2 separate regions of the Homo sapiens genome follow, and region 1 is linked to region 2. A link is an interaction called in ENCODE POLR2A ChIA-PET data of the cell type or tissue named here. Cell type or tissue: Caco-2. All regions are shown on one strand. Links, peaks and the distances in the headings refer to the core of each region. The heading gives the core; the rest is flanking DNA. Region 1 holds the start of IL17REL (interleukin 17 receptor E like). Region 2 has its middle 10 kb from the start of PIM3.

Evidence for each region. Peaks named below come from ENCODE experiments on the same cell type or tissue, not always from the same donor. Only the 100,000 strongest peaks of a DNase experiment are listed, where the experiment ranks them.
Region 1: POLR2A ChIA-PET joins it to region 2 with 11 read pairs; 9 of 35 experiments call an interaction of 5 or more read pairs at or near these places.

What each region holds. Positions count from the first base shown.
Region 1 is chr22:50,009,156-50,019,041 of GRCh38, forward strand. IL17REL (interleukin 17 receptor E like) reads right to left here and starts at 3,610. Exons shown (of 15, transcript NM_001371417.1): 1 at 3,390-3,610. The coding sequence starts at 3,491. TTLL8 (tubulin tyrosine ligase like 8) reads right to left here. Exons shown (of 14, transcript NM_001350317.3): 14 at 9,420-9,636. The coding sequence ends at 9,629. RefSeq lists silencers at 1,601-1,920, 1,931-1,980 and enhancers at 3,495-4,095, 8,146-8,205. In Caco-2, for the core only: no CTCF peak of the experiment used is centred there; a DNase peak (open chromatin) is centred at 3,636; H3K4me3 peaks cover 512 bases.
Region 2 is chr22:49,945,385-49,955,270 of GRCh38, forward strand. No RefSeq gene overlaps it. Among named protein-coding and RNA genes, the nearest start is that of PIM3, 10 kb to the right of the region's middle. RefSeq lists enhancers at 1,437-2,024, 4,957-5,544, 5,545-6,130, 7,891-8,476. In Caco-2, for the core only: no CTCF peak of the experiment used is centred there; DNase peaks (open chromatin) are centred at 3,827, 6,017, 6,723, 7,137 and 1 weaker place.

The sequences.
Region 1 (9,886 bases), core at 1,359-9,358, 64 kb after region 2:
TGCTTGGGGGGCCTCATAGAGGTCAATTTCATGGGCCTGGAAGCAAGTGAGGCTGAGTTGGTGGTGCGGGGCGGGGGCATGCCGTGCAGTGAACAGGTCCTGGATGGTCCAGGTCCAAGCTGCACTCCTGATTTATGATCATCCCCAGCCCAACCTGACCAAGGGCACTCAAAGAGGGGCATGAGGACTTGTGGCCAGGCTCCCACGGGGCAGAAGGGTCCTGTGGGACAGGCTGCTCGCAGACAGCCTGTGGGTGAGGCAGAAGGCGCCCGGCACCCCGGCACCAACGGCGTGGGAGCTGAGGTCCGAGAGCACAGGGTGGCACTGGCGCCCTCAGAGCAGGGCAGGACCCCCAGAGTCCAGGCCCCCTGGGGGCGGCCACTGAGCCTGGGGTGTTGGACTGTGCAGCCCGCGGTCAACACAGCCGCTCCATTCTTGAAAAGAGCTGACCCTCTACAGACCGGACGGGGAAGCCCAGGCTGTCGGGGTGGGGGTGGGGGTGGGGGGAGCTCAAGATGGAGACCTGGACTTCTGCTCCTAGCCCAGGTGGGAACACGGAAAAATAAAAGTCGGGCCCACTTCTGTTCCTTGAATTGTGGAGCGGGCATTACCGGTGGCTACACCTCCTTCTAAATATTTTTTATTTTGGAATATGTTTAGATTTACAGAGAGTTTACCCAGGATCCCCTCATCTCAACAGTTTCCCGTGCATCTGCAAAACCTGGGGAGCCACATGGGTGGCGGCAGTCAGTGACCCTCAGTCTGGTGTGGAATCGGCGGCAGTCAGTGACCCTCAGTCTGGTGTGGAATCGGCGGCAGTCAGTGACCCTCAGTCTGGTGTGGAATCACGTGCTACTAGTGAACTGTTTTCTGTTCCAGGGTCCAGCGCAGGACCCCACCCTGCAGATGGCCTCTGAGTCTTCGTTCTCACCCCACCGTCTCTACCCATTTGCCGACCACCCCAATAACTCCCCAGAGACTGCCGTGAGTGACCCTCCTCCGCCTGCCATGGCCACGAAACCCGCCGCCCGTGGGCGGAGTATACAGGCTGGACCCAGCGTCCTGATGGAAGCCCCGGCCTCGGCCCCTGGTGGGGAGCAGGGCCTCAAACGAGGGGCCGGCGGAGCTGACCCCAGGCTGCTGAGGGCTCCGCCCAGGCAAAAGGGGCCGGGCTCACCCGGGGCAGCCTCTGGGGAACGGGATCCGAGCAGGCCTCAGGTGGGCAGGCGAGGGCAGCCCAGACCAGCCCGGGCACAGAGGGAGCGGCGGAGGCAGCGTGGGGAGGCCCAGTGAGGCCGCCTGTGTGGAACTGCAGGGGGGCAGTGGCGTGGGTCCCCGGGCCTCCCTCCCGCCAGGTGCCCTGAAGCCCCTCTGGGCGCCCACTGTGGCCTGGACTCCCCGCATCCACCTTCAGGAGAGAAAGAATCCCCGCTGGGGGCTCGGAGGCCGGGGTGGGCTGGAGAGGCGAAGGGCGTCTGCTCTCTCTCCTGACTTCCTGGACTCTGAAGCCCACCCAGGGCTGGCCCCGTGGCCCGAGTGTCTGGGGCTGCAGGAGAAGCCGCTGTCGGGGGCGCGGAACGTCGCGCGGTTCTGCCCCGCCCCTGCCCCACGGCACGGGGAGCGGGACCCGGGCGCGCTGGGGGGAAGGTGGGGGGAGCGGGGGCGGGGGGGGGCTGAGCCCGGGCGCTGGGCGCCTCCCCCGCACGGGGTTTTCCGTCGTGCTTCTCGGGGCTTCCCAGCGGCCGGCGTCGGGGGGTGTGCAGGGAACCCCCAGGGCGGCTGCTCGCGGCCCCACCCCGCCCAAGCTCCCCTGCATGCGGCCCAGCCTCCCGCCGTCACCCGCGCGGGTCCCCCCCCAGGGCGCGGCTGTAGCCCCAGCCTCCCCTCCCTGGCTTCCCCCCGCGGGCAGGGGCTCCCGCGCCCCCTCGCAACCACCGCCCTGTCCAAGGCTGCCCAGGCAGCGCCCCTACACCCACCTCCAGCTTCCCGCTCCTCTTGTCACCCCTTGACCCCTCCTGCTCAACCCTCCCCACCCCATCTTCCATGAGACCCTCCCTCAGCCCCGCCAAACCCCTCCTCTCCTCTCCCCTCCAGCACTTCCCCTCCTTCCTGGCCTCTTCCACCCGCCTCAGCCCCTGCCCTTGCCCCTGCCCCTTTCCTTGGAGTACTGAGGGTTCAATCTTGGTCCCCACCCATTCCCCAGGATCACCTGGCCGTCCTAGCGTGGACAGCGCGGTCACACCTCGGACCGGGAGGCTGCCTGCATACCCCGCAGCCGCCTCAGCAAAGCTTTCCAGCTTGCACTTCAAGGCCGCCTCCCCCCATGTCTCCCAACTCAGGGACCATTTCCTCCCAGAGGCAAAAGTCGATTCTGAGGTCTCATCTCTCGCTTCTCCTTCCCCCTCCTAGCCAGGATCCCCAGGCCTGCCCCCTCCCTGTTTTCCATCTCCACTGCAGGGTGGCATCCGGTGGACACCCCTCCCACCTGAACCCGCCCATCTCCCCTGCTGCCACCGGTTCCCACGCATCCCAGCCTGCTTTCTTCCTTGTTCCACGAATGCCCTGTGGATCTGAGCCTGCCCATGGCACCCAGCACTCCAGCCCTTGCTGCTCCCCTCCCTGAGCTGAGCCCTCTGCTGGACCCGTCTCAGGCCCTGTGGAGCTGCTGGATGTCCCCGCAAGTGTCCCCTGAGGTGACCAGGCCACCACCCTAAAGGCACATCTTGCTAACTGCTGTCCCCATGCCAGGAACGGTGCACCCAGCAGGTCCTCAGTGAGTCCTCCCTTTCCGGGACACCTTCTGTGCCCTTTCCATGCCTGTGTCCCCACTGTGCCCGGCCAGCCTTGGGCACCGGGGCCCCTTCCTGGGATGCTGGGTACACTTCCTGCTGCAGGTGCTGATGAAGCGCCCTCTCCTGTAAGGCTGAGTGAGTGGGCTGTGCAGTGAGAGCCCTCCACCCCAACCCAGCCACCTCCACTGCCAACATCTCATTCTCAGCACGTTCTCCGAGTGTTTCCTTGGCAGGTGTCTACACAAGCCCAGGTGTTGCGGGCTCCCGATGGCTCAGAGCAGCCGAGCGGGGTGGGGTGGGAGCCCCGGATGGGCTTGCGGGCTGCCCTAGATTCTAACACAGCCTCCTTGGAGGTCACAGGTGGGTCCGAGGTGGGCTCACCCTGCCTTGAGCTTCCAGCAAACACTTCCCGGAGCAGCTCGGCAGGGTCAGGCCAGGTCTCCCATCCTTCTTTCACCAGCGCTGCCCTCGGACCCCCCAGGGCCCTGCAACCCCTCACCTGCTGATGTGCTGAGAGCGTCAGGCCAGACCCACCTGAGGAGAAACCAGGGCCTTATCTGCCACAGTGTAGGGGCCTAGGAGGAGGCAGGAGCTTACCTGAGAACAGGAGAGGCCACATTCTGTAATCCGGGGGATGGCCAGGCTCTGGAAAGTGCCCCAGGTCAGGCCCAAGAACGCGAGTGCTTGCCCAGCCAGCATCTGGCTGTGCAGTGAGAGCTCCCACTGGTAAGCGTGGATGTGAGTGGGGCAAGTTTGCAGGATGCCCTGTGGCAGCGGCTCCAGGCTGACCCTGCAGCTCCAGCCCCAAAGACAAACAGAGGGTGGAGGCTGCTCTTCACAGCTGGAGCGAGCGAGACACTCCCCCTCCCGGCAAAACAGGGCTCGCTTCACAGACAGCAGCCCGGGAGACTTTCCACCGCCTGGGGCCAGAAGACTGTGGCCAGACACTTGTGGAGTTTCTAGGTTTCCAAAGGAAGCATCCAGAAACCTTGGGGCCTTTGGGGTCCGAGGACACCCTAATGGGGTTCCCCACAGGGCGGCCACTGGTGCAGAGATGGCTCCAGGCCGGCGGGATAGGCTGCCGCCGGCGTGCACCTCCCTCAGGCATGCATGAGGCCAGGAGGGTAGACAAGGGCCCTGGAAAGCTGGCTGGGCTGGCAGAGGGGTGGAATCTGTCCTGGGCACTCATACCCCAGAGCCCCTGGCTTCAGCCCCAGCCCCTAAGGGGAGCCCTCTCCTAAGACCTGAGATTCCACCCAAGTCCCTGGCCTCCACCTCCCCTCAAGATGCAAAAGGCCACCTCCCCTGTGTGGTCCTCCCTATGAGCCCCCCCCCACTCCGGAGGGCACCCCCCGAGGCTGGGAACTCTGGGGCCCAGCCTCTGCTCAGGGAGCCGTTCTGTGTCATCTTCTTATTTGGAGCATCAAATGCATAGGAAAGTTTCTGGGCAGAAGCTTACTGCTTCCCATTTGCCTCCAGCCAGGGCAGGGGGTTGGAGAGAACCAGGGTGCAGTTCTTGGGTCCTCCTGGCTCCTCCCTTCCTGGACAGGCACAGAGGCTTCTGCACCTGCCTCAGGTTCTGGGAGGGCACTGCCCCACGTGTGTGTGTGTGTGTGTGTGTGTGTGTGTGTGTGTGTGTGTGTGTGTGTCTGTGTGTGTGTGGGGGGGGGATGGCGGGAGTTAATAGCTGGGGAGCCTGGGAGTGTCTAGCTGGGGTGTTCTGCCTGGAATACCCACAGGACACCCCAAGTGTGGAGGGCGGCACCACCCCCAGGCTGGGAGAGGCTGTGGGCCTCACACTGTGGGCTCGGGTAGTCAGGAGGGAGCTTGAGAAACAAGCTCTGGGGTTCGGTCCCAGGGGAGGGAAGGCGGCAGGGGCTGCTGTGACCGTGAAGTCCTCCCTCCCTCCCACCACCCCGCACTGCCCACCTCCCTGCCTCCTGGGCCAGCACCTCGACCCTGCCCCCGCCTGGCCTAGAGCCCTCCATGGGCTGGAACTTATGCACTCACTGCTGGGCAGAGTAGATGGGGCTGAGCCCGCCCCCTGCAGCAGCGTGCCTGTGGCCACAATGCCCTGGAGAGAGTGGCTAGTGCCAGCCTCCATGCCACGGCATGGTCAGCAGCAGGCAGGCACATTTGGGGGTGGCTCAGGACGGGCCACTGTCATCCCCTATCCCAGGCTGGCTGAGCTGTAAGACAGATACTCCAGCTGGGCCTCGCCCCTCAGCCTGGCCTCCAGCCCTCCTTATACCAGGGGACGATGGGGGCTGCTGTACTGTGGCAGGGGTGTCCCAGACGATGTCCATGGGCACGGCCAGCAGGATCATTGGGAAAGGACAAATGTCCCTCCCCCATGGGCCCACTCACACCCAAACCTCTCTCCAGGCCTCTCTGGGACAGGCCCCCACCACGACACACCCGTTGCCTGAAGGCGCCATCCCAGCGTGCCGTGACGCAGGCAGGGGCTGCAGGTGGCCAGTAGTCGGTGATCTCGTGTAGGGACGGCCCACGGGGTGTGGCTGGTGCTGGTTCCAAGGCCCAGGGAAGGACAGTGGGGCCGGCCTCTGCCCTCTGCCCCAGGCCCCCGGCCACCCTCTCCAGCCTGAGGTCAGAGGGCTCCAGCCCTGTCTCTGAGGGCTGGGGGATTGGCCCTGCTCAGTATCCATGAAGAGCCAGGCCACGGGCTCCTGGGCGGGCCCCGGCCACCGAGATCACCCACCGCAGCTGGGCGAGGCCTGGGGTGGGGGTGGGGTCTTTCCAAGTCTGGGTCTCCAGGGCAGCACGGCCACACAGCCCAGTGACCATCGGTCGCCCAGAAGCCCAACGGTGAAGGGATCTGAGGGTCCAACCCCGGGGGCTCCCTCCGCGCCCGCGCTGGGCACCAGATGGGAGGAAACGGGGTGCGGAGACCCTGGGCGGCGCCGAGACTCGTCGGACGAACGCGGGAAGGAACGAACCAGCGTCCGCCCGGGACCCGGGCTGGAGCCTTCCCCAGAGCGGCTCGGAGGGTCCGGAGCGGGTGCGGGGGTGCTGGGCACGAGGTTCCCAAGAAAACCACGGCGAGGACGCGGGTTCACCACAACAGCGCTGTGTTCTCGGCCTCAGCTCCGCGCAGGTTTCCACGGAGACGCGCGTGGCTCCGGGTCGTCGTCCTGGTCCCCGCGCCGGTCCCGACTCACGGGGTCCGCGGGCTGCAGCTCCGCCCGCCGAGCCGCACGAAGGACGCGCCCTGCAGGACCGCGGCGCAGAACGAGCGGCAGCGCTTGCAGGGCCCGGCGGGTGGCAGCAGCCCGCGGCACACGAGGCAGGGCGGCGCTCGGGGGTCCCTCGGCAGCCCTGGGGAGGGAGGGGCGCTGAGACCGCGTGCGCCGGCCCCACATTCCCCGGCCGCGCCTCCCTCCACCCCGACAGCACTCGCCCGCCCCGGCGCGCCCCGGGACTCCCCACCCCCTACAGCGCCTTCCTCCACCTGCAGTCGCGTCCCCGGGCCCCGCCCACCCCGCCCCCCGCCACCGCTCCTCCAGCCCACTGACCTTCCCACACCCCCCGGGAACCCTGGACTGCGTCCACAGACCCTGAGCCCACAGATCCCTGAAACCTCGCCCCTGTCCTCTCCTACCCCAGCCCACCCCCGACCGCGCCCCAGGCCCCCTGACTGTGCCTAGCGCCCCTTGACCTCGACCCCAGGTCCCCGGACCGCACCCACCCGTCCCTCAATCCACACCCACCAACAGGCGACGCCCGCGCCCCTCAAGGCCACGCCCCCAGGCAGGCCCCCCAGGGTCACCCTTATCACCTGCAAGACCAGCCCCAGGTGGCTCCCAACTCGCTCCTGCATGGAGCCCACCTGCTTCCCCCAGCTTTCGGAAAACCAAGACCTCCACTCAAACGCAGGGGGGCGGGGGTAGGGTGTCGTCCCTCTGGGATGAAGGCTCTGCGGATGGGAGGTCCCCTTCCCCACCCCCCTCACCCTCCCTAACGCCCCTCCACCTGGCCCCCCACCCCAGAGGGGCAGTCCAGCTCTGCCTCTAGCTTGTCAGCCTCTCTCAGCCCTCCTCCAGGTGAGTCCTGCCTAGAAGGACCCAACCGGCCAGGAGATTTGGAGAAGAGCAGCCCCCACCCCAACTCGTCCTGCCCTGCTGTGCCTGGGCTCAGGTTCAGATGCCTGGTGCTGAGGACCCATCCCCACTGGGCCAGGACCAAGTGGGTGGTGGGTTCAGGACGGTGCCTGCAGGCGAGGGCCAGCAGCATGCTGGGCCAGCCACAGAGTCCCAGGATGGGTCAGCAGCTGGAGGGGTCAGGAGGGAGGTGGGAGTGTTAAGACTGGGGGTGCTCCAGGAGCCACCGAGTCCCCACAAGAGGCTGCACCCAGTGCAGGCCATCTGGACACACTGGCACCTTCGAAGTGGGCCTGGGCTGGGGCTCCTGGTGGAGCTAGAAGACCTGCTACCCACAACCTGTGGTCAGACCTCACCAGGGCCCATGGGCAGTTCTGATGCCAGGAGCTGCCGGAGGAAGCACACCCCAGGCCCACCATCCCACGTGGTGCCCGTGGTCTGGCAGGCGGCCACGTGGTGCCCGTGGTGTGGCAGGCGGCTGCAGACCGTGCCCTCTCCTGCATGGACTCAAAGGTGGCAGCCGTGATGGGTGAGAGCAGGTAGCTGCCGTCCACCGCAGGGCTGGCCACTCAGCAAGGCCACCCCCTGCATGGGAGCTGCTGCGTTTTGAGAACTTTCACGCAGTTCCTCGGAGCGTCACAGGATAGGCAAGGCTGGCAGGTGTGACCACCATGTGTCCCTTTCATCCGAGAGGCTGGGGCCTTGGCCTGGCTCTCACTGGCCTCCAACCGCTGTCCTTGCCCTGGGGCTGTCCCGGGTCCCTGGCCAGCCCTTCTCAGTGGGGTGAGCCTGTGCCAAGCCCCGTCCCCCATGTACTGGGGCTGGTGAGTCAAACTTCAGGTTGCCCAGGCCAGGAAGGACTAGGGGAAGGCCAGCCTGCACACTTGCTGCAGCTATAGCTGGTGGGGGAGGGACAGAAGGAGCCCCAGGGTGGGGTAGGGATGTGGGGTGAAGAGGGGACTCCCTGGTTTTCCTAGCCGCCAGGGCTGTAGGTTCCCAAGCAGCCACAGCCCAGCCCAGAAGTGCAGGCACCACCCTGCTGGGGCACCCACCGCCCACGGCAAACTCCGAGCCCCAGGCTGAGTCACTCTTCCTGGGGGGCTGGGTGGGGAGAGCCCCCAGTGCCTATGCAAAGCAGTCCTTGGCTTCCGGGAACCTCGGAAGGGCTGGGCCAGCTTGGCCCATAGGACAGGCCAGGGCCCACGTGGCACAAGCAGGGCATGAGCAGCAGGAAGAACGAGGTGGGAACAGCTCCCACTCCCCAGGGCTCTCATCCCAGCGGAGAGACGCACGGAGGCCGGGCACAGGACTGGGAGGTCAAATCTGCCAGGGTGGCCCAGCGCAGCAGGCCAGGTAGCACTGCGGGGCAGGGCCTTGTCCCCCAGGCACCCAGGGCCTGATGGGACCCACCGGGGTGCCCAGAAAGTGTGTGTCCAGTAAGTCGGGGCAGAGGCTGGGCCCACCCTAAGTGAAGGAGGAGGGGACGTGGTGTCTGCGGCTCTCCGTGTGTCTGTGCGTGATTAATGGAGCATGCATGAGCTAACCGAGCAGCTGGTGTGGGGCCTGGACCCTGCTGAGGGAGGGGAGGCCCAAGGCCTGGGCCCCAACCCTGTATGGAGGCCAGGGCTGGGGTGAGACTCATTGTGGGGTGTCAGCAGGCTCCGGGGAGCCACTAAAGCCCATGGGGTGCACTCAGTACCTGGGAGTCTGGGACCCAGACCAGCCCTTCCAGGGAAAACCACCAAATAAGGGCATAAGATAGGAAAAGCATCACAAAAACAAGCAAAAGCAGCAGGCAAGACGGTAAAGGAGGACCAGGTCCAGGCCAGGGAAGGTGAGTGAGCCCAAGGAGAGGGCGCTCTGAAAGGTGCCCGGCCCCGAAGCTCCTCCCTCTGAGACTTTGCCACCAGGGCCACCTGGAGCTCTGGGTCCCAAGGCCCTGGAGTGTGGGGACAGAAGACACCCCATGCCCCCAACAATATGCAGCCCCAAACAGCTGGGTGCAAGGGTGAATCAAAAACAGCAGGGTATGGTGCACACCTGTGGTCCCAGCTACTCAGGAGGCTGAAGTAGGAGGATCGCTTGAGCCTGAGAGTTGGAGGCTGCAGTTGGAGGCTGTGACTGCACCACTGCACTCCAGCCTGGGTGACAGAGTGAGATCCTGTCTCAGAAAAAAAAAAAAAGAAAGAAAAAAGATCAAATAATTTTATTAAAAAGTAGAACTTCTAAAAATGAAAACTTTAAGAAATTAAAACTTCAATGGGTTGATAGCATTCTGAAATGAGCTGGAAGACAGGCGAGGAGATATTTTTAGAATGCAGCACAGGCAGCTAAATAAATCAAACAAAGAAGTGGGAGACTAAAAGATACCGGGAGAGAGAGAAGGCTTAGCAAACATTTAGTTTGTATTCCAAAGGGAAAGAGACAGAACGGGGTGGAGGCAATATTTAAAGACATAATGGCTGAGAGAGTCCCATAATTGAATAATGACACCAGCGCACACATCAAAGACATTCAAATTCCAGGTTGAATAAGTAAAAATCAAACTGAACACTCAAAAGCTGGCAGATAGAACTGACAGCTCCCCTTGGAGAGTGATGGCTGACTCTGCTGATTTTCCCAGAGCCACAGCAAAGACAAGATGGTGGAAAGACGTATTCAATGTTCGGCGGGAGAGTGGCTGCAACCTGTACTCCTGCTGCAGAGAATCTGACGCTGTCATGAACCTGTGTGGAAAAGATATTGACAGACCAAAAGCTCATCCGAACGTCCCATCACTGGCACCTTCCTAAGGGACACTGTCTTGAGCAGAAAGAAAGTGGTTCAGAATGAACATGGTTGGAAGTCTGAGACTCAGGAAGAGTGAAGGGCAAAGAGGAATGTATGTAGTAAATCTAAAAACCACTGGCTGTGCAAGCGATGATGATAATCATGCCCAGTAGACTGTTAAAAACATTATTAAACAGGCTGACAGCA
Region 2 (9,886 bases), core at 1,334-9,333:
AGTGTCACTGCTCACCAGTCCCCCCAGGAAACTCTGCCCCTTTACAGTGTCACTGCTCACCAGGTCCCCCAGGAAACTCCGCCCCTTTACAGTGTCGCTGCTCACCAGCCCCCCCCAGGAAACTCCGCCCCTTTACAGTATTGCTGCTCACCAGCCCCCCAGGAAACTCCGCCCCTTTACAGTGTCGCTGCTCACCAGCCCCCCCAGGAAACTCCGCCCCTTTACAGTGTTGCTGCTCACCAGTCCCCCCCAGGAAACTCCGCCCCTTTACAGTGTCGCTGCTCACCAGCCCCCCAGGAAACTCCGCCCCTTTACAGTGTCACTGCTCACCAGCCCCCCAGGAAACTCCGCCCCTTTTGGGGCCAGAGATGCTGTGAGAAGTGGCCTTTTATTATATAAAACTGTTTTATGCAGAATTTAAGATGTACATGTGACCCCTGAGATTAAACCACAGCCCCAAACAGCTCCCTGATTTTAGCCTTGTAGGAGACCCTGGGGCAGAGGGAAACTGCTAAACCAGACTTGGATTCCAGACCCACCTGGAAGTCATAAATGTGTGTTGTTTTAAGCCACTATAATTTGGAGTCGTTTGTGACACAGCAGAGCAACAGATTACCATCATGGTGTTGAAGGTAGAGCCAGCTGGGCTTGCTGGCTGACTCCAGGGCATTGGAGGACGCCAGAGCATTGACCTGAGCCCCTGGCAGGTGTGGCTGGCAGCATTGGGACAAGGACAACGAAGGCTGCAAGTCAAGAACTCTGCGCTGGGGCCAGGCGGCGGCTCACACCTGCAATCCCAGCACTGTGGGAGGCTGAGCCTGATGGATCACCTGAGGTCAGGTTTGAGTTCAGCCTGCCCAACATGGTGAAACCCCGTCTCTACTAAAAATACAAAAATTAGCCAGGCATTGTGGTGCATTCCTGTAATCCCAGCTACTCAGGAGGCTGAGGCAGGAGAATCACTTGAACCCGGGAGGTGGAGGTTGCAGTGAGCTGAGATCACACCACTGCACTCCAGCCTGGGCAAAAGAGTGAGACTCCATCACAAAAAAAAAAAGACTTTGGATAAATATGTGTTGTCCAACAACTTTGGATAACAGAAAACACCACAACAAGTTGAGAAATGGATTACAGAAAAAAGAACGAGCTTCGTACGTTAGCACCTATAATATCATTTCATCCTGCATTTTGAACAATGAACCCTGAATTCTCATGTGCGCTGGGCTCTGCAAATCATGTGGCTGCTCCCCATAGTCAGGAAGGAGAGTGGGACTCAGGGGAGGAGGCAGGATGAGCTGAGACCCAGGCTGCCTGTCCCTACCACTGACCAGGACAGCGTTCCAGCCTCCCCGTCTGCTCAGAATCTGCCCTGACCTGCTCCACACCCCCGCAGGCCCGCAGGGGAGGGCAGAACTAGAAGGGACCAGCGCATAGGGACCTGGGGGTGCTGGCACTGAGGTCTCTGGGCCTGGGATGCTGACCTTCCCGGAGCCCTGAGCTGGGCCAGGACGAGGTCTTCCCATCAGACTTGCCGCTGGCTAGGTGACCGGCCTGTCTCACAGATGAAAATATATTCTGAGGCCCAAAGGGGGCCCAGACCCTGACTTTGTGGCCCAGAGCCAGGTTCTCCCCATAACCAGCAGGCTTCTTTACCCACAGGCCACTGTCCACCCAAGCCCCGCAGGCAGGAACCCTTGGTATTGGGTGGCCCTGAGCTTGGGATTTGCCGCTGGCTGTGTGGCCCTTCGGAGCCAGTCCGGCACACCCGCAGGCACACACACATGCGCACTCGCATACAGCCACAGATTACACAGGCACCAGCTTCCCGGGAATCCATTTGTCATGCAAATGCCCCTCCTGGGGCCCCTTGCCTCCCCAGAGCTGTGTCTGTCCAGGGTGGGGCCCAGGTCCGTGGAGTCCTGCAGTTTCCTGGCCACAGCTATTGGCAACTGAGGGATGTCTCTCCAAAGAGGACCCAGATCCACGTCCAGGCTTGCCTGGGACCCGATCCCTGCCCAGTGCGGGGGCTGCAGCCTCAAGGCCCAGTCTGGCCACCGCCAAGTCCACTGGGAGCCAAGTGTGGGTTCATTCCCTCGTGGCTTCTGGTGCACCAGTGGGGTGGGGGGCCAGGCCTCTTTCCCTCCTTGGCTGCCTCAAAGCAAGAGGGAGGGACTCTCAGCCCTGTGCCCACCGACAGGCCCAGTCTCCATTCCTCCTAAAGCCCCTCTATGGCCCCCCAGCCCTTGGAGCTGAGCTTGTGAGAGCCGTCCCCTACAGGGTGGGCTCGGGAGGCAGAGCTGTGAGCCTGCTCCCCGCCCACCCAGAGCCCAGCTGGGGCAGACCCAGGCATCCAGGCCGGCAGGGTGAGCCTGTGCCCAGGTTGGGCAGCCCCCTATGCTGGGGGTGGCCAGGCTCTGGGCCTAAGTGCTGCCGGGAGACAGGGTGGCTGGGCTCTGGGATGCTGGCTGAGGGACACAGGCTCCCTCCTGTCCTCCGGGGCCAGTGGACCCTGGGGCAGCCCCCATGCCTGCTGTCCTGTCCCCACACAGCCTGTGAAGCAGGCTCCAGGCACACATGGGGGCCACGGGGGCAGGTGGTCCAGACGGCTCTCAAGGCAAAGCTGGGAACACTGTCCCATCCCTCTGGAACCCGCCCTGGTGAGGGGTGCAGGGGCCCTCAGTGGCCACCTTATAGGACCGGGCACCGGGCACTTCATGAGGCTGTCTGCTCGGCCACAGCAGCCCTGCTGATGGAAGCCAGCCCTGGGCCCACTGCAGCTGAGCCACCCAGGGGCCTGGCCACCCAGAGCTTCCCTGATAGGCTGCGCTGTGCCCGGAGCCCCCCAGTGACTGTCTCCTGCCCAGCCAGGTCCCAGACCCAGGGCAGCCTGCAGGACCCCAGGCCTCCACTCCCGCCACCTGAGTGTCTGTTCTGCATCTGCCCCGCCCCTGCCTACTGGCAGCCGCAGCCCTGGGCGGGCCTCAGCCGTCGGCTTTCTCAGGGTGTCTGGGTTGGGGCGGGCAGAGCTGCCCTCTGGGGGTTCCCGTGGTCCCCTAGAGGGTGGGCTCAGCGGCATCAGCTGCCAGAGAGGCTGACCGGCCCTCATGGCTCTTGACGGTATGTGCAAGAGTTTGCCTGGCGTGGTGGGGGGTGTTGCTGGCCAGGAACTTTCTTGCCATCGTCTTTCTTGGTGTCTGTCTCCCCTGGGTTCTCTGGACCCTGTCAAGCCTGTATGCTGAGGGTATGCTGTTACCAGGTGGCAAGGTGTCTCAGGCACTCCTTCAGGGTGAGCAGTCAGCTCCTGCTGCTGCCAGGGCAGAGGTGCAGAGAGCGGGGAGCAGCTGGTGGTGCCGGAACCCACAGCAAACCCCCCGCCCTCCAGCCCTGCCCCTGACACACCCCCGATGGCCTGGCGGAGCATCCCACCAGCCCAGCAAGAGGGCTCCTCTCCTCACCTGCCCAGGTCCCCTGGGGGAGGGGCCGTCCCTGTCCCCGCTGTCCCCCAGCCCTGGCCAGGGCTGTCCTCAGGGTGGGGAAGGCAGGCCCCCGCCACCCTCTCAGGGCCTCAGGCCTGGGGCAGGCCAGAGGGCTGGGTGAGGAGCCCTAGCAGGGCCCACCTGCAACTCCCACTGGCGCCCCAGAGAGACTCCGCACCTAGGAAGGGCCTCGGCAGGGACCAGAGCCAAGCCCTGCCCGCTTGGCCTCTGCCCCAACCCAGATGTACTGAGAAAGCCCAGGGCTGAGGCCCGTCTAGGGCTGCACCCGCCTGTGGACAAGGGCGGGGCAGATGCAGGACAGGCACTCAGGTGGTGGGAGTGGAGGCCTGGAGTCCTGCAGGCTGTCCTGGGCCTGGGGCGTGGCTGGGCAGGAGAGGAGTCGCCAGCAGGGCCGGGCAGAGTAAGCCGCTCTCCCTGACGGGGCTCCTTGGGTGGACTTGGTGGGGTTGCCAAGGGGGTGGCCAGGGCACGAGTGCCACACCCAGGCTGCAGCAGGGACAGCTCCACATGGAGGCCCATGGGCACTGGAACCCCTGGGCGCGTGCCCTGGCCTCGCAGCCACCCTCCCGGCTGGCCCCCACACCACGGCCGCGTCCCAGGACACGGTGTGCAGCTGGGAACAGGGCGTGTATTTGCTTAGGGCGCCCAGGAGCTGCGGCCTGTAGGACAAGGGCCCATTGTGTGCCCAGCTGCCCCACCCCCGGGCCTCTCCACGCCCCTCGAACCCCGTCCACACGGCCCCCCACACATGACACCCTCCGCCAACCCTGCTACCCAGCCCTCTTGGCCTGTGCCCCCACCCTGCTCCTCCACCATCGCCCCTGCCTGCGTCCCCGCAGCCAGTCCTCCATGTTTCCTCACTTCCCACCCTGACACCCCTCCACCCACCAGGACCCAGGTTCTCCGAGCAGAGGATCAGATTTCCGGCATTGCTGCCCGGGCTCCACGCATCCGGGCCTCGCTCACGGGTCTCTCTATACACGGGTCTCCACTATACAGAAGGCCGATCAGTGGCCCCTGCCCCTGGAGCAGAGCCCCTCAACCGGCAGGGACACAGGCTTCCCACTGGAGGGGCCCTGGGGAGAAGTCCTTGGCTGGAGAGGGGGGTGGGCCGTCAGAAACTCCCCAGGCGGGTCCAGCATGCTGGGGGGCAGCACAGGCCCAGGGCTGGGACCCTCTGCAGTGTGGGTCTCGCAGTGTCCCCCCGCTGGCCAGAGGTGAGGCCTCAGGTGTGGCGGGCACAGGCCATGAGAGCCGCACCTGCCCGAGGGCCCTGGCTGTTGGACTTTCCACTCTAGAGGGGCTCAGGGGAGGCTCTGACACCAAGGGAGCTGGACCTCCTGCACCGTCCTGGGGACCCAGGCCCTCAGGTCCGCCAGACAAGCCCGGCACAGCCACTGCAGGGCCTCATGTCAGGCACACCCCTCCCGCCCTGCAGTAGCACAGGGGGATTGGGGTCACCATCAACCACGGGGAAGCACAGAGGGGTGGGGGGATGTGGGGGACAGGGGGGTATAGCGGGGGGAGGCGGGCATGGGGCCTGGGCCAGGCTGTGTTATGGGGGAGCCGGTGCAGGGGGTGGGGCCTGGGCCAGGCTGTGTTGTTGGGGGTAGTAGGGGTGGGGCCTGGGCCGGGCTGTGTTTGGGGCTGTGGTGCCTGGGCAGGGCTGTGTTATAGGGGGGTGGGGGGGTGGGGGGCCTGAGTGGGGCTGTGTTTGTTGGCGCAGGGGGGTGTGGGGCCTGGGCTGGGCTGTGTTGTCAAGGGTACACTGGCTGATGAGGGAATTCTCTACCCAGCTAAGCAAGTAACTAGAAGGACCGGGCCCAGCCGCCTGCTGGAGCTGCCGGGGGTCCAGGGGCAGCCGCCCTGCCAGGCCTACTCTACGGCAACACGGAGCGTTTGCAGCAGCTTCTCCCAGGCCCTGTGGGCCGAGGGCTCAGGAGTCCAGGGCAGCGCAGGACGGGCACAGCTGGGGGCCCCTCATAGCCAGAAGGGCCCCTGGTGAGGCCAGGCAGAGGGCGGCTGCCTTTCCACAGTCCATTCGCCCACTCAGCCACATTTGGGGGTCTCTGCCCACCGGGCTCCACCCTCCTCCCACTCCCCACCCCAGCTATGACATCTTCTCGTGCCAGCCTCACAGGGGCCTTAGACTGGACGGCAGCGTTTGGCTCGCAAATGAGGAACCGAGGCTGGAGGTTACCGGGACAGGGGCGGGGAGGCTGGTGGGGGCTGAGGAAGGGTGTTGGGAGGCTAAGGTGGTGCAGAGGAAGGGGGTGGAAAGGCTAGTGGGGGACTGAGGATGGGGGCGTGGAGTCTGGGAGGCTGAGGCCAGGGGCGGAGATCTGGAGGGCTGAGGATGGGGGAAGGGAGCTGGGAGGCTGGCTGACTGAGGACGGGGGCGGGGAGGCTGGGGGGCTGAGGACAGCTTCCCGGCAGGCCTGGCTGCGTGGGCCCCTCCTCAGGCCCAGGGCCGGCCAGGTAAAACCAGCCTGACCGGGTGCTGCGTGTGAGCCTGCGTCTGTCTGCCTACTTGTCATGTGTGCTGTGGACCGCGGCCAGGAGGAGCTGCGTGCGTCACAGCAGTGCCCTGTGGCAGGAGGTTGGGCGGGGGCCACCTGCGCGAGGCCCACCTGCCCAGCCAGGGCGGGGAGCAGGTACCAGCAGCCAAGATTTCAGGGCTGGGCCCCAGGGGAGGGCAGGGCCAAGGCCCAGGCAGAGCCCCTCCACCTGTCTTCACAGGCCAGGATGCAGAGACGGGTATCTGGGCATCGAGTGGAGACCGAGAGAGGCAGGGAGGTCACCAGGCCCCATCAGGAGGCCAAATTTGGCCTGGGGCCTGGCCCTGAGTGGGCTAAGACTCAACTCCATACCTCCCACCCCTGGCTGTGCCCACCCACCTCAGCCCAAGGGTAGCTGACCAGTGCCCTCCAGAGCCCTGAAACCCTGGGGCAGGGCCAGTTGGAAGGGCCACCAACTCCCGCACACCTGTGGCTGGTTTCTGCCCAGATCTCACTGGAGGGATCCACGCCCAGGCAGGCTGCTGAGTCGCCTCTGCTGGGAGCTCAGGACCCAGGTGGGATTTCAGGACCGCAGGCCCTCCACTGAGGCCCGTGTGCCCCCACTCAGCCCAGCCCACCTCCCTCCCACCCACATCCTTCCAAGACTCAGCTCCTCCCAGTGCCCTAGGCCTGGCCAGTGGTAATGCTGAGGTGTGACCACAAGGCCCATTTCACAGCTAGGAAGGTGGGCTCAGGGTGGAGGCCCCACCGGGCCACAGACTCCATCGAGGTGCCTCTGATCTTGGGGCTAAGTCAGTGACCAGGAAAGAGAGGCCGCCCGACTGAGGTGTAAGGAGTGCCTGGGCCCCAGCAACTGTAGCCCTCACTCCTGCCACCGGCAGCCCGGCCTCAGCAGAGCTGACACAGAAGAGTGGGTTGCAGGCTGAGCTGGTCCTCCGGGGCCCAAACCAGGCCTGGCACCCACGACCCTGAAGAGTGGGACCCCAACCACCCCGACACCTAGTCGGGGCAGGGCAGCAGGGACGGGAGGGAGCTCTGGGCCACCGAAGGGGCCAGGGCGCTGGATGGGGAATTTCCTGGAGGTGGAGGAGCCCAGCAAGGGTAAAAGTGCAGAATTCTTTCCATTCTTTGCATTTCTCTGAGATGATTCTGCAGAGTGTGTTGCCTGGAAGACCCGTGGTGTCTGTGTGTGTGTGTGTGTGTGCACGCGTGTGGTGCGTGTGCATGTGTGAACATGTGTGTGGTGTGTGTGCACGTGTGTGGTGTGTACTTGTGTGTGGTTGTGTGTGTGTGTGCACGCAGCCTGCCCCTGGTGCCTCATCCCCCCCTTCCCCCTGGGAGCGGCCCCGCTGTGCTGGCAGTTCGGCCCCCACAGGTCTGCACTGGTGAACCCTCATGGTCCCTCAGGGAGCCCGGGAGAGGTGAGGAGGACCTGGATAGGGCCCAGGCCCAGATGCCTGCAGGGGAGAAAGCTCCACACAAGGGGTTTGTGAGGCCTTGCCCCAGCCCCAACGAGATTCAGGTGCCCAGCTGTGGGATATGGGGACAGGCAGGTGACGGCCCGGCTCTCAGGCTCCCCATCTGGACGATGGATGGACACGCGTAAGCAAGACCCTGAGGCCCTGTCCCTCAGCTTCCCCAGGCAGGGCCGAAGTGCCCTCCTCCTGAGGGCTGGGAGGCCACAGCGCCCAGTGGGAGGAGGGGGCTGGGCACAGTGGGGCTGGCTCCAGAGCAGAGGGAAGGAGCCGCGGGAGCTACACCCCCTGGCGAGGGGTGGTGTGAAGGTGCCTTTGGAGGCACCTGCCTGGCACGTATGGCTGGCTGCATGCACACACCCCCACGCTCACCTGGGACAGGTGTGCACACAAGCACTTGCTCCCTGAGCCCCGACCTAGACTGACCCTCTGCCGGGACTGCCCGGATGCCCTCCAGGCCAGACTGAGTCCTTCTCAGCTCCTCGGCCCTGGGTCACCTACAGCACTGCCATCGGCTTGGGGTGCAGCCAAGAGCGGACAGGGTGTTCAGGGATGAGCTGGGCAGGCGCTGGGGCCTCCCCATGTCAGAGGCCGCTTGGCTTCTGGGTACCTGCCCTCCTCTTCCCCTTCCTCTCCCCCACCCCCAAATGTCACTTCCCAGGAATAGGGAAGTGGACCTGAGGCCGGAAAACAACTTGGCCACTTCTTCCGAACATCACACTCCACCCAGGCTACTTCACGGCCCCACGTCTCGGGGGCTGGGGGGGACCCTGGACAGAGGTGGGGACAGGGCAGGGCCCCTGCCTGCCAGGCCTCAGCAGGTCCCTCTGGACTCTCCCAGCCTAGACCCAGGGGCAGCCCTGGGATCCGCCTCCTTCAGCCACTCTGGCACTCCTGTTCCCCCAACATGGTCAAGCAGGAAGGGCCTGGGAGGGCACAGCTCATGGGGGTTCCAGGAAGCAGCAGCGGGGCCGGGAAGGGCTGGCAGGCCGGGTCGCCACTCAGGGTGGCCAGACCCCCCTACCCACCGCAGGCCCTGGATGTTGACACAGACACACCCACAGGTGCCCCTTCCTGGGTTCGAGAGCCCCGTCCTCTGCTCCTGCTGCATCCTGGGGTCAAAATGCCCCCGGGGCCTCTTGGTAGCCACCCAGGCTGGCCCTGGGGACACTCCTAGGAACAGACCCAGGTCCTTCCGGAAAAGGCCGCAGGAGGAGAGTGTGGAAGGTCCCCGCAGAGCCACACAGGCACAGCCTGGAGGACATCACTTCCTGGGGCTCATCCAGCTGACTCGTCCCCAGCCCTGGTCCAGTGTCATGTCCAGGCGGTGGCTGCCAGGATCCAGCCCCTAAACACAGCCTGGGGGCCACTTCCAGCCGCCTGGAAAGGAAGAGACAGGCTTGGACTGGTGCCGTCCTTGCTCTTTCTCCGTGAGCAGAACTTTGGGCCACATAGGTCCTTTCTCGGAACCAATGACTGCCCCCACCAAACCCAGGTGTGGGGGACTCTCTCCCCTCCCCCAGGCCCATTTCTGGGCCATCTGAAGAGGACATCCCAAGGGCCTGGAGTGCCCACTTGCCAGCTCCAAGCTGTGTGGATTCTGCTCGGGTCTGGCAAGGAGGGGCCAGACAGAGCCCGGCCTGACGCTGTCACCTGTCCTGCCCTGAGCTGTCTGTGGGCAGAGCTCAAGCTCTGGCAGCAACACTCCAGTCTGAGTGCCCAGCTGGGCCAGCTGCCATTCACAGGCCTGACCTTCCCCCAAGTCCCCATGGCTGGGAAGGCGGCTGCCCCCTCTGACAGGAGTGGGGATCCAGGAGCCCCGGAGGTGCGTGCATCTCTGGGGTGGTGACGGCGTTCTGAGCCCATGCTCTGCAGGAATGTTTGCTGTGATCAGGCCCCCTGGGGGGTCTGAGCCCCTGGGACTCCATCTGCAGGTCCGGCTCCTCATGGCTGGACACTGGCTGGAGCAGTCCTTGGACCATCCTTGGAAGCTTCAGAAACTCTTCCAGGAAAGCGTTACTCCTGCTGCAGGCCCTGGGCTTCCGGCTTCTCAAAGCCCCCCTGGGTGGCTCCAAACTGTACAAGCCTGACTGGGGACCCCCGGCCTGGCTCTGGGTGGGAGAGAGCACCCCACTCTCACCTCTGCACATTCTGTGATCCCCCAACGCCCTCCTGACCTCCTCCGGGGAGCCCCTGGGTGAGACCCACGGGGGAGCTGGGCTCGGCGCGTGTGTGAGCCTGCAGCAGCCACACAGACACCCTGGAGGAGGGCCAGATCTGGCTTCTGGCTCCTGGGGAACCCCCACCACCACCTCTCCTGAGTCTCCTCCTCATCAGAATGCTGGGGACCAGAGCCAAATGGCTGGGGCCTATCCTGTCTGGGCACCAGGCAGAG